Regions from separate parts of the Homo sapiens genome. Here region 1 is linked to region 2. Evidence: read pairs that join two places in POLR2A ChIA-PET (ENCODE). Cell type or tissue: OCI-LY7. All regions are shown on one strand. Links, peaks and the distances in the headings refer to the core of each region. The heading gives the core; the rest is flanking DNA. Region 1 overlaps CCDC88C (coiled-coil domain containing 88C). Region 2 overlaps CCDC88C-DT (CCDC88C divergent transcript).

The links. ChIA-PET counts read pairs that join two places held together with the same protein. Peaks named below come from ENCODE experiments on the same cell type or tissue, not always from the same donor. Only the 100,000 strongest peaks of a DNase experiment are listed, where the experiment ranks them.
Region 1: POLR2A ChIA-PET joins it to region 2 with 6 read pairs; 2 of 35 experiments call an interaction of 5 or more read pairs at or near these places.

The regions. Positions count from the first base shown.
Region 1 is chr14:91,283,004-91,287,319 of GRCh38, forward strand. CCDC88C (coiled-coil domain containing 88C) reads right to left here. Exons shown (of 30, transcript NM_001080414.4): 26 at 326-514. Among named protein-coding and RNA genes, the nearest start is that of GPR68, 40 kb to the left of the region's middle. RefSeq lists a silencer at 167-373. In OCI-LY7, for the core only: a CTCF peak has its summit at 3,622 (motif pointing left); DNase peaks (open chromatin) are centred at 138, 686, 2,318 and 3,638; H3K4me3 peaks cover 1,404 bases; H3K27ac peaks cover 4,000 bases.
Region 2 is chr14:91,423,308-91,427,697 of GRCh38, forward strand. CCDC88C-DT (CCDC88C divergent transcript) reads left to right here. Exons shown (of 3, transcript NR_184261.1): 3 at 1,267-1,552. Among named protein-coding and RNA genes, the nearest start is that of CCDC88C-DT, 7.3 kb to the left of the region's middle. In OCI-LY7, for the core only: a CTCF peak has its summit at 4,150 (motif pointing left); DNase peaks (open chromatin) are centred at 2,524 and 4,154; H3K4me3 peaks cover 2,235 bases; H3K27ac peaks cover 1,519 bases.

The DNA of each region.
Region 1 (4,316 bases), core at 1-4,000, 140 kb before region 2:
CTGGTTTTAGCCCAAACTCTGGTTCTCAGCCCACCTTCACCTCCCTTCTGGAGCTATTTGGTGCCTTCATTTCCTGAATGCCGGTGGTGGCAGTGGGTTCTGAGGCCCCATTGCAGTTGGGCCTCTGAAGGGCTTCCTGCCCAAAGTCCTTGGCTGGTAAGCACAGCTGCATCTGTGCCACCAAAGCCTGTCAGCAGCCTCACCCCTCTACTCACCACCTCTCAGACTGAGAGGGAGAGCAACCTCTCTGATTTCCGAGAGCCTGGGGTCTTCAGGAAGGACACTAGGCCCGACGCTCATGGCTCTGGAAGGGCCTGTGACTCACCTTTGGTGCGGCCTGGGTGCCGGGCGATGGGGGTGGAGTTGGAAGGGGCTGTAGTGGTGGCTGAAGTTGAGCAAGTCCGGGAGCCCAGCTCCGAGGGCCAGGACCTCATGGCCAGATCGGTGGAGGCATCTGTGCGGTCAAGGCTGCCTCTGTGTGGGGAGCCTCGCTTTGGTTTTAGATCCCCAGGGCCTGAGGCAGAAGAGGACATTGAGAAATGAGGCTGCCAAGTCCTGTACCCAGGCTGGGAAACCACACCATGGCCTAGAAGCAGGGCAGCAGGGCATGAGGACCACAGAGACAAAAGCGGGGCTGCCACAGCTCTCGGGCTGCAACTTAAATGGGGCCTGGCGGGGCAGGTGGGGGCAAGAGGGCTTGGCTTCAGGTGGTGTCAGAGGCCCCATGAGGATGGCTCTGGCTTTAATGCTGGGGTCATACTGCCAGCCCTGAGAGGCTGGGAGGAGACAAAGGGAGCCCCTGAGGGGATAAACTGTTGGTAAAAGTCACACATATTCACTCTAGGACACATCTCCTGTGTAACACTGTCCGGAACTCCAATCCCTGACTTCCAAGGATCCAAGCCTGTAGCTGAGGATCCGAAGGTCCTGCTAACCTGACTCACTAAGGACTTCAAATAGAAGTTTATTGCTAACCTCACAATATTCTGTTTTTTCAAAAAGGGAAGCCTTAATCTCTGCATGGTGAGACGAACTGCAAGAAAATTTTTACCTTGTGTCTTGTGCTTTTCTGAAATCTCTAACTTTTCTACCATGAACATAAACTCTGGTCAAAATTAAATAAAAACATATAAAATCATAAAAGAAAAACAGCCCATAAAACCAAGTACCCCACAGGAAAGAGGACAGGCTCTCCCAACACAAGATAAAAATGAACATGGCTGGCATTCCTAAGAGCTGACAAAGCACTTTGCAGAGCGTCCCACTCCGTGTGCAGAGCCAGGACTCACTGTTGCAGTTCGGCTTCTCCACCCATCAAGCCGTCTGCCCTCCCAGCCACTCAAAGTCTGGGCTCACTGTGCAGTTTTAAGTGCCCAGAGCTGATGATTTGAAATCAAGGGGAAATTTGGATTTTGAAAGATAACCTTGATGAGAAGCAAGATTCAAGTCTGCCTGAATCGGGACAGGTGGAATGAATCGGGACAGGTCATCCTACAGGTGAAGCTAAAATGAGGATCCACAGGGGAGGCAGAGATGAGTGAACAGTTAGCATGAGCAGCGAACAGAGAAAGCACAATTCCAACAGCATGCGCGGAAGGCAGGTCTGGAGGACCCGGCACCACGGCAGCCCAGGGTTCCCAGAGCGAGGCTCATGAGATGAAGTCAGTGGCACATTAACCGACTCTCATATTTTAGTAATTATGTGTTTATTCTTATGATTACCTTGTTTTTATGATGATATGTGTGTTTTCCACTTACAGGACTGATACTAATCTTTCCTTTTAATACATTTAACTACAAACTGTGAATCAATGTAAGGGAAAACATGCAGGTAATCATATTTTTGTAGGTAATCATAGACGGTATCAGGATATGACAAAAATAACGGAGGTGGTACAGGGATGGCTAGAGACAGGAAATGCTCCATAGGTAATGGCCTAGCTGGCCGGCTGGCATTTTCCCTTGCTCGAGGCATGATTTGTGTGCTGATGTTCTTTCTGTCTCCTGCTGTTTTAACTTCAGCATCCAAGATGTCATAAAACCACAGCACAGTCATAAAACTTCACTCTGGGCTGAACTCTGTCTGGGCAAAATCAATCCAATTAGTCAAAATGCCTGAATGGAGCAATCAATCCTTCAAAACAGAACACATTTTATAAGGGCCTTACCGGAAAAGGCCCACAACTCAGTGCTCTGACAAAGGAAGAGGAGAAAAGGGCAGCAGTTTTAAATTTAGCTGCTTAAAAATAAGTCTTAAAAAAAACCCTCACTTGACAGAGGCTGTACATTTTAGGAAGTGCAGCAACCACCCGCCAGTGCTGCTTGACACACGGGCAAAACATAAGCTCGCAGGTGCAAGAGACGGGAGGGGGGCACGGCCACTCGACTTACTTAGTACGGACATCCTGGCCCAAGGACATGTGCACGTATATCCTGAGGCTCCCCCTAAAACTGTGTTGTGCTGAAGAAATGGTCCAGGGAGTGTGACAACTCATCTTCTATTTTGAAATCAGAATCCACGCTGGCTACTTTAAGCTTGAAATTGGGGGCAGGAGGAGGGGTCCGCTATCGGCCATCTGGCCTTTTAGACGCTGGCTTTTTTTGTTTGTTTGAATTTCGGAAATGAAGGAGGGTACACAATACAGACACATGATAAAGGAAAGGGATTAGAAATCTCCAATGTCGGAGAAAGAGAGAGGCTCGTTAGGAGAGGATGGGATGTCGGAGGAAGACCAGAACCGCAGGCGTTTAGAGAGAGCTGGGTGGGTCGTTGGAGACTTGTCTTTGTCCTTGTTTTTGCTTTTCAAAAAGGGACTCTTTTTGCGCGGAGGTGCTAAATTGTTATCAATCGGATAACCCAAAGGAGGAAGGAAAAAGAAAACACAAATAAATGAAATGAACAATAATGACAAATGAATCGAAATTAGCTAAATGTACTTAAGAAATCAGAATCCCGTCTTGCCCAGGAAAGATGAAAACAGTACACAGTACTCAAGAACAGAATCAGGGCTCAGTAATCATCTGTGCTCTGACTCAATTAATTTAAAGGCACCTGAACGCCAACAATTTATTTCCTCAGCGTGTGAGGAGAATTACATACTGCCCAAGGAGCCAATGGTCTGGATGATTTTTCGGTTTCAGTGTGCCAAATTATTAAACACTAATGCTTATTAATTTAGGGCCCAACTTCTCTTACTCATCCATTTTAATGATGGGGTCCCTAACAGCTCAGCTCACACAATCCTCCCGTTCCCACTCAAAGACCTTGGGAACATTCAATGATCCGTTTCAGGGCGCTGTAATCAAATACTCTACCTGAAGTATTCACTAATGATTCTGTATCTCTAAAATAATCTTTCGGCAGGATGAGTTTTAAAATAATTTAAATACCTCCTTTGCATACTAAAAAAAACCCTTCAACACCAAGAATCATGATTTCCTTTTAGATCTTCTATATACATCCTCCACTCCAATCCTCCACTCCTTAGCCTCTAGTGTCTTAACAAAGCAGACAATTGGGCTAACTTCCTAAACTGTCTTATAGTAACATTAATCGACCTAACCAATTTCTGATGTAGGATTAAAGTTGATACCAGGATTTCCATTATTTCTTCCTCCACAGCACCACCTGGTGGCCACAGTGGCTCACACCACAGAATAAGGGACCAACTTATTCAAGGCTGGTGTCCTTGTGGCCAGTTCAGGGCTAGGCTCTTGTTCGGCATCTTCAGGGACCCAGAGAGCTTTAACTGGAGGCAGTCCATGCAGTTAAGTGCATGCAGTTAAGAGCTCAGGCTCCGGAGTGCGGCCGACCTGCATTTGGGTCCCACTTACCCAAAGCAAATGTTTTACACTGCTGAGCCTCACTTTCTCACCTCTACACAGGGGAGGCCACGTCCACCTGCCTTGATAGGGTCGTTAGGATTCAATGAGATGCATAAAGCACATAAAGTAGTTAGAGGGTGCTGGGCCCAGAGGGAGCACCCAAGACATGGTGGCTGCTAGTGAACATGATCATGGTTTACAGACCTGCTTGCTCACGGATCACTTTGGACCAGTCAAGCATTTTTTTCTCTGAAAGTTTTCCTAACTCAGACTGATTATAGTTAATTAATTCCACTTAAAGAGTAATACAAGTTGAGATGACAAATGTCCAAAAATTAAACAGGAGCCAATATAAAAACCTGAGGCAACAGAACCCCTCTAGCTTAAAAAAAGTTAAGCTTCTCATTTACTTGCATGTGAGGCCTCTAATTTTTTTCCTTCTCACCCTGTCTTACGGTGCTGACTCTATCTAATCTTATCCCCATAAAGAA
Region 2 (4,390 bases), core at 285-4,284:
ATAAACATTATAGAATTTCTGCTAAGTGCTAAACATTATGATAAGCACTTTAAACAAGACATGAACCTGCTCTCAAGAAACAGTAAGAGTGCCAGATGTGGTGTCTCATGCTTGTAATCCCAGTACTTTGGGAGGCCAAGGCAGGAGATTGCTTGAGCCCAGTTCAAAACCAGACTGAGCAAATATAGTGAGACCCCATCTCTACAAAAATCTAAAAATTAGCTGGGTGTGGTGGTGTGCACCTGTAGTCCCAGATACTCGGGAGGCTGAGGTGGGAGGATCACTTGAGCCCAAGAGGTCAAGGCTGCAGTGAGCCATGATCATGCCATTGCACTCCAGCCTGGGCAACACAGCAAGACACTGCCTCAAAAAAAAAAAAAAAGGAGTAAGAAGTAATCACAGATAAATTTAAACCTTTCGCATTTTTAAAAGTTATGTGCAGACAAGTAAAAATAATAAAAGTTCAATCATTTATTATGATGCTAGATGCATCTGAAACTGGATAATACGATATAGTTGTTTTTTTTTTCTTAAGACAGAGTCTCACTCTAGCGTGATCTCAGCTTGCTGCAACCTCGGCCTCCAGGTTCAAGCAATTCTGCCTCAGCCTTCCGAGTAGCTGGGACTACAGGCATGCACCACCACACCCAGCTAATTTTTGTATTTTTAGTAGAGACAGGGTTTCACCATGTTGGCCAGGCTGGTCTCGAACTCCTGACTTCAATTGACACACCTGCCTTGGCCTCCCAAAGTGCCGGGATTACAGGTGTGAGCCACCACGCCCGGCCATACAATATAGTTTTATGTCATAAGACAACCTTACATGAAACCTTACTAGAAAATGCATAAATTTGGGGTCACCAGATATATGGGTTTGAGTCCTGGCTGTGCCATCTACTAGCAGTGTGACTTGAAACAAATTCTTAATGTCTCTTAGCAAAGGTTTTCTTGTCTACACAGTGTGGCTCCTGCTACCTCCCTCCCAGGAATGCTGTCAGAATGAGGAACAATCTATGTAAAGCACCTGGTACAGCCTAAGTGTTCAATGAAAAGTGGCTTTTTTGATCGTTGAAATTATTAAATTGTTGCATTTATAGCACTTGATATTTTTCAAAGCATTTTCACTTATACTGTCATTTGTCATAAATCTCAATGGAAAAGAGAGTCTAATTAATGTGATCTGCCTAAATTGGCTGAGCAAATTTAGATTTGGGACTAAAAGCCAGGCATCCTGAATGGTTCCATGCTTTCTCTTCCTGATCACAGGCGCTGAAGACATAAGCTGTATTGTAAAGCTATGTGTTAGCTCAGAACTACGTCTTCAGTGACAACATAATGAAGACTAGACGTGACCCTTGACTTTAAGAGCTTGATCGTGCATAGGAGGGACAGCATCTTGGAAAGCATGTATAAGGTACAGAAATAGTACAATGGAGAGTGTGTTTACACCTTAACTTCTTTTGGGGAATTGTGAAAGGCTTTGCTGAGGATGTGATATTTGGCCAGAGTACTTAAGGCTGAATAAAAGCTTGTCCTGCAGATAGGTGGGAAATGTTGCACGTGGTGACTTTCTGGGGCCGCTGTCATGAGGGTGATAAAAAAATTTTACTAAGATAGTTGTCAGTGAGGAAAGGCAGATTTATTAGAGAAACTAGGAAAACATGTTGCAAGGAAGCAATGGGCAGGTCAGCAAGAGAAGAGCTGACTGCAAAGAGACGAAGGCTTGCTGGGGATTTTACGGTATGCCGCTTGTACTGTGTGCTGAAGAGAGCTTTGTGCAGTGCTGGTAATGCCAAGGTTGCAGTGAGCTAACTTGCATTTTTCTATCAGCCGAAGGTCTGCTGATAAGTTGGGTGCAGGAAGATTATGAGTTATTCGTGAAGGAGGGCTGTGTGTCCTGGACCATAAACAAAGGCTGACTTACAGCTTATCTGCTTTCTCCTTTTGCTTTCCCCTGGTCCTGCCAAGCCTAGCTCCTTTTCCCTTACTAGGACTCACAGTAAGGACATTCGAGGCAGAGGGCACACCATGTGGAAAGGCATGTGGGAACCACAACATTGCCGAGACACAGAGGGAGGTGATGTTACTGGGATATGGGGGAGGTGGGCAGGGCCCAGCTTGTGAGAGGGCCAGTGGGCTCAGTCCAGGAGTTTGGACTTTATCTTAAGGAAAGGTGGGAGCCAGCAAAAGGGCTAAAGCTGGAATGGGCCTTGACTAGGTTTGCTTTTCTTTTTCTTTTCTTTTTTTTTTTTTTTGAGACAGACTCAGTCACCCAGGCTGGAGTGCAGTGATGCAATCTTGGCTCACTGCAACCTCCATGATATGGTTTGGCTTTGTGTCCCCGCCCAAATTATCACCTTGAATTGTAATAATCCCCACATGTCAAGGGTGGGGCCAGGTGGAGATAATTGAATCATGGAGGCGGTTTCACCCATACAGTTCTCATGGTAGTGAATAAGTCTCACGAGATCTGGTGGTTTTATAAATGGGAGTTCCTGCGCACAAGCTCTCTTGCCTCCCGCCTTGTGAGATGTGACTTTGTTCCTCATTTGCCTTCTGCCACGATTGTGCGACCTCCCCAGCCGTGCGGAACTGTGAGTCCATTAAACCTCTTTCCTTTGTAAATTCCCCAGTCTCGGGTATGTGTTTATTAGCAGTGTGAGAACAGACTAATACAGTAAATTGGTACCAGGTAGTGAGGTGTTACAGTAAAGATACTCAAAAATTTGGAAGCAACTTTGGAACTGGGTAATAGGTAGAGGTTGGAAGAGTTTGGAGGTCTCAGAAGATGACAGGAAAATATGGGAAAGTTTGGAACTTCCTAGAGAGTTGGAGGGCTCAGAAGACAGGAAGATGTGGGAAAGTTTGGAACTTCCTAGAGAGTTGTTGAATGGCTTTGACCAAAATGCTGATAGTGATAAGGACAATAAGGTCCAGGCTGTGGTGGTCTCAGATGCAGATTAGGAACTTGTTGGGAACTGGAGTAAAGGTCACTCTTGTTACTTTAGCACTAAGAGACTGGCAGCATTTTGCTCCTGCCCTAGAGATCTGTGAAACTTCGAACTTGAGAGAGATGATTTAAGGTATCTGTTTGGAAGAAATTTCTAAGCAGCAAAGCATTCAAGAGGTGATTTAAGTGCCGTTAAAAGCATTCAGTCTTGGCTAGGTTTGGTGGCTCACACCTGTAATCTCAGCACTTTGGGAGGCCAAAGCTGGCGGATCAGTTGAGGTCAGGAGTTCCAGACCAGCCTGGCCAACAGAGCAAAATCCTGTCTCTATTAAAAATATAAAGATCAGCCAGGTGAAGTGGTGTGCTTGCACCTGTAATTCCAGCTACTTGGGAGGCTGAGGCACAAGAATTGCTTGAACCTGGGAGGCAGAGGTTGCAGTGAGCAGAGATTGTGCCACTCCAGCCTGGGTGAGACTCAGTCTCGGAAAAAAAAAAAAAAGTGAGACTTAAAAAAGGTGAGACTCAGTCTCAAAAAAAAAATTCAGTTTTATGTATTCACAAAGACATGGTTTGGAATTGGAACTTCTGTTTAAAAGGGAAGCAGAGCATAAAAGTTAGGAAAATTTGCAGCCCGATGATGCCACAGAAAAGAAAAACCCATTTTCTGAGGGGAAAATTCAACCCACTGCAGAAATTTGTGTAAGTAACTAGGAGCCAAATGTTAATCACTAAGGCAATGGAGAAAATGTCTCCAGAACATGTCAGAGGTCTTCATGGCAGCCCCTCCCATCACAAGCCTGGAGGCCTAGGAGGAAAACATGGTTTCCTGGGCCGGATTCAGGGCCCCGTTGCTTTGTGTAATCTGGGGACTTGGTGCCCTGTGTCCCAGCCGTGGCTGAAAGGGGCCAATGTAGAACTCAGGCCATTGCTTCAGAGGGTGAAGCCCCAAACCTTGGCAGCTTCAACCTGGTATTGGGCCTGTGGGTGCACAGGAGTCAATAATTGAGGTTTGGGAACCTCTGCCTAGATTTCAGAGGATGTATGGAAATGCCAGGATGTCCAGGTAGGGGTGTGCTGCAGAGGCGGTGCCCTCATGAAGAACCTCTGCTAGTGCAGTGTGGAAGGGAAACGTGGGGTCAGAGTCCCCACACAGAGTCCCCACTAGGGCACCACCTAGTGGAGCTGTGAGAGGAGGGCCACTGTCCTCCAGATCACAGAATGGTCGACCTACCAACAGCTTGGACTGTGGGCCTGGAAAAGCCACAGATACTCAACACCAGCCAATGAAAGCAGCCAGGAGTGGGGCTGTACCCTGCAAAACCACAGGGTGGAGCTGCCCAAGACCATAAAGACCCACCTCTTGTATCAGTGTGACCTGGATGTGAGACATGGAGTCAAAGGAGATCATTTTGGAGCTTTAAGATTTAATGACTGCCTTGC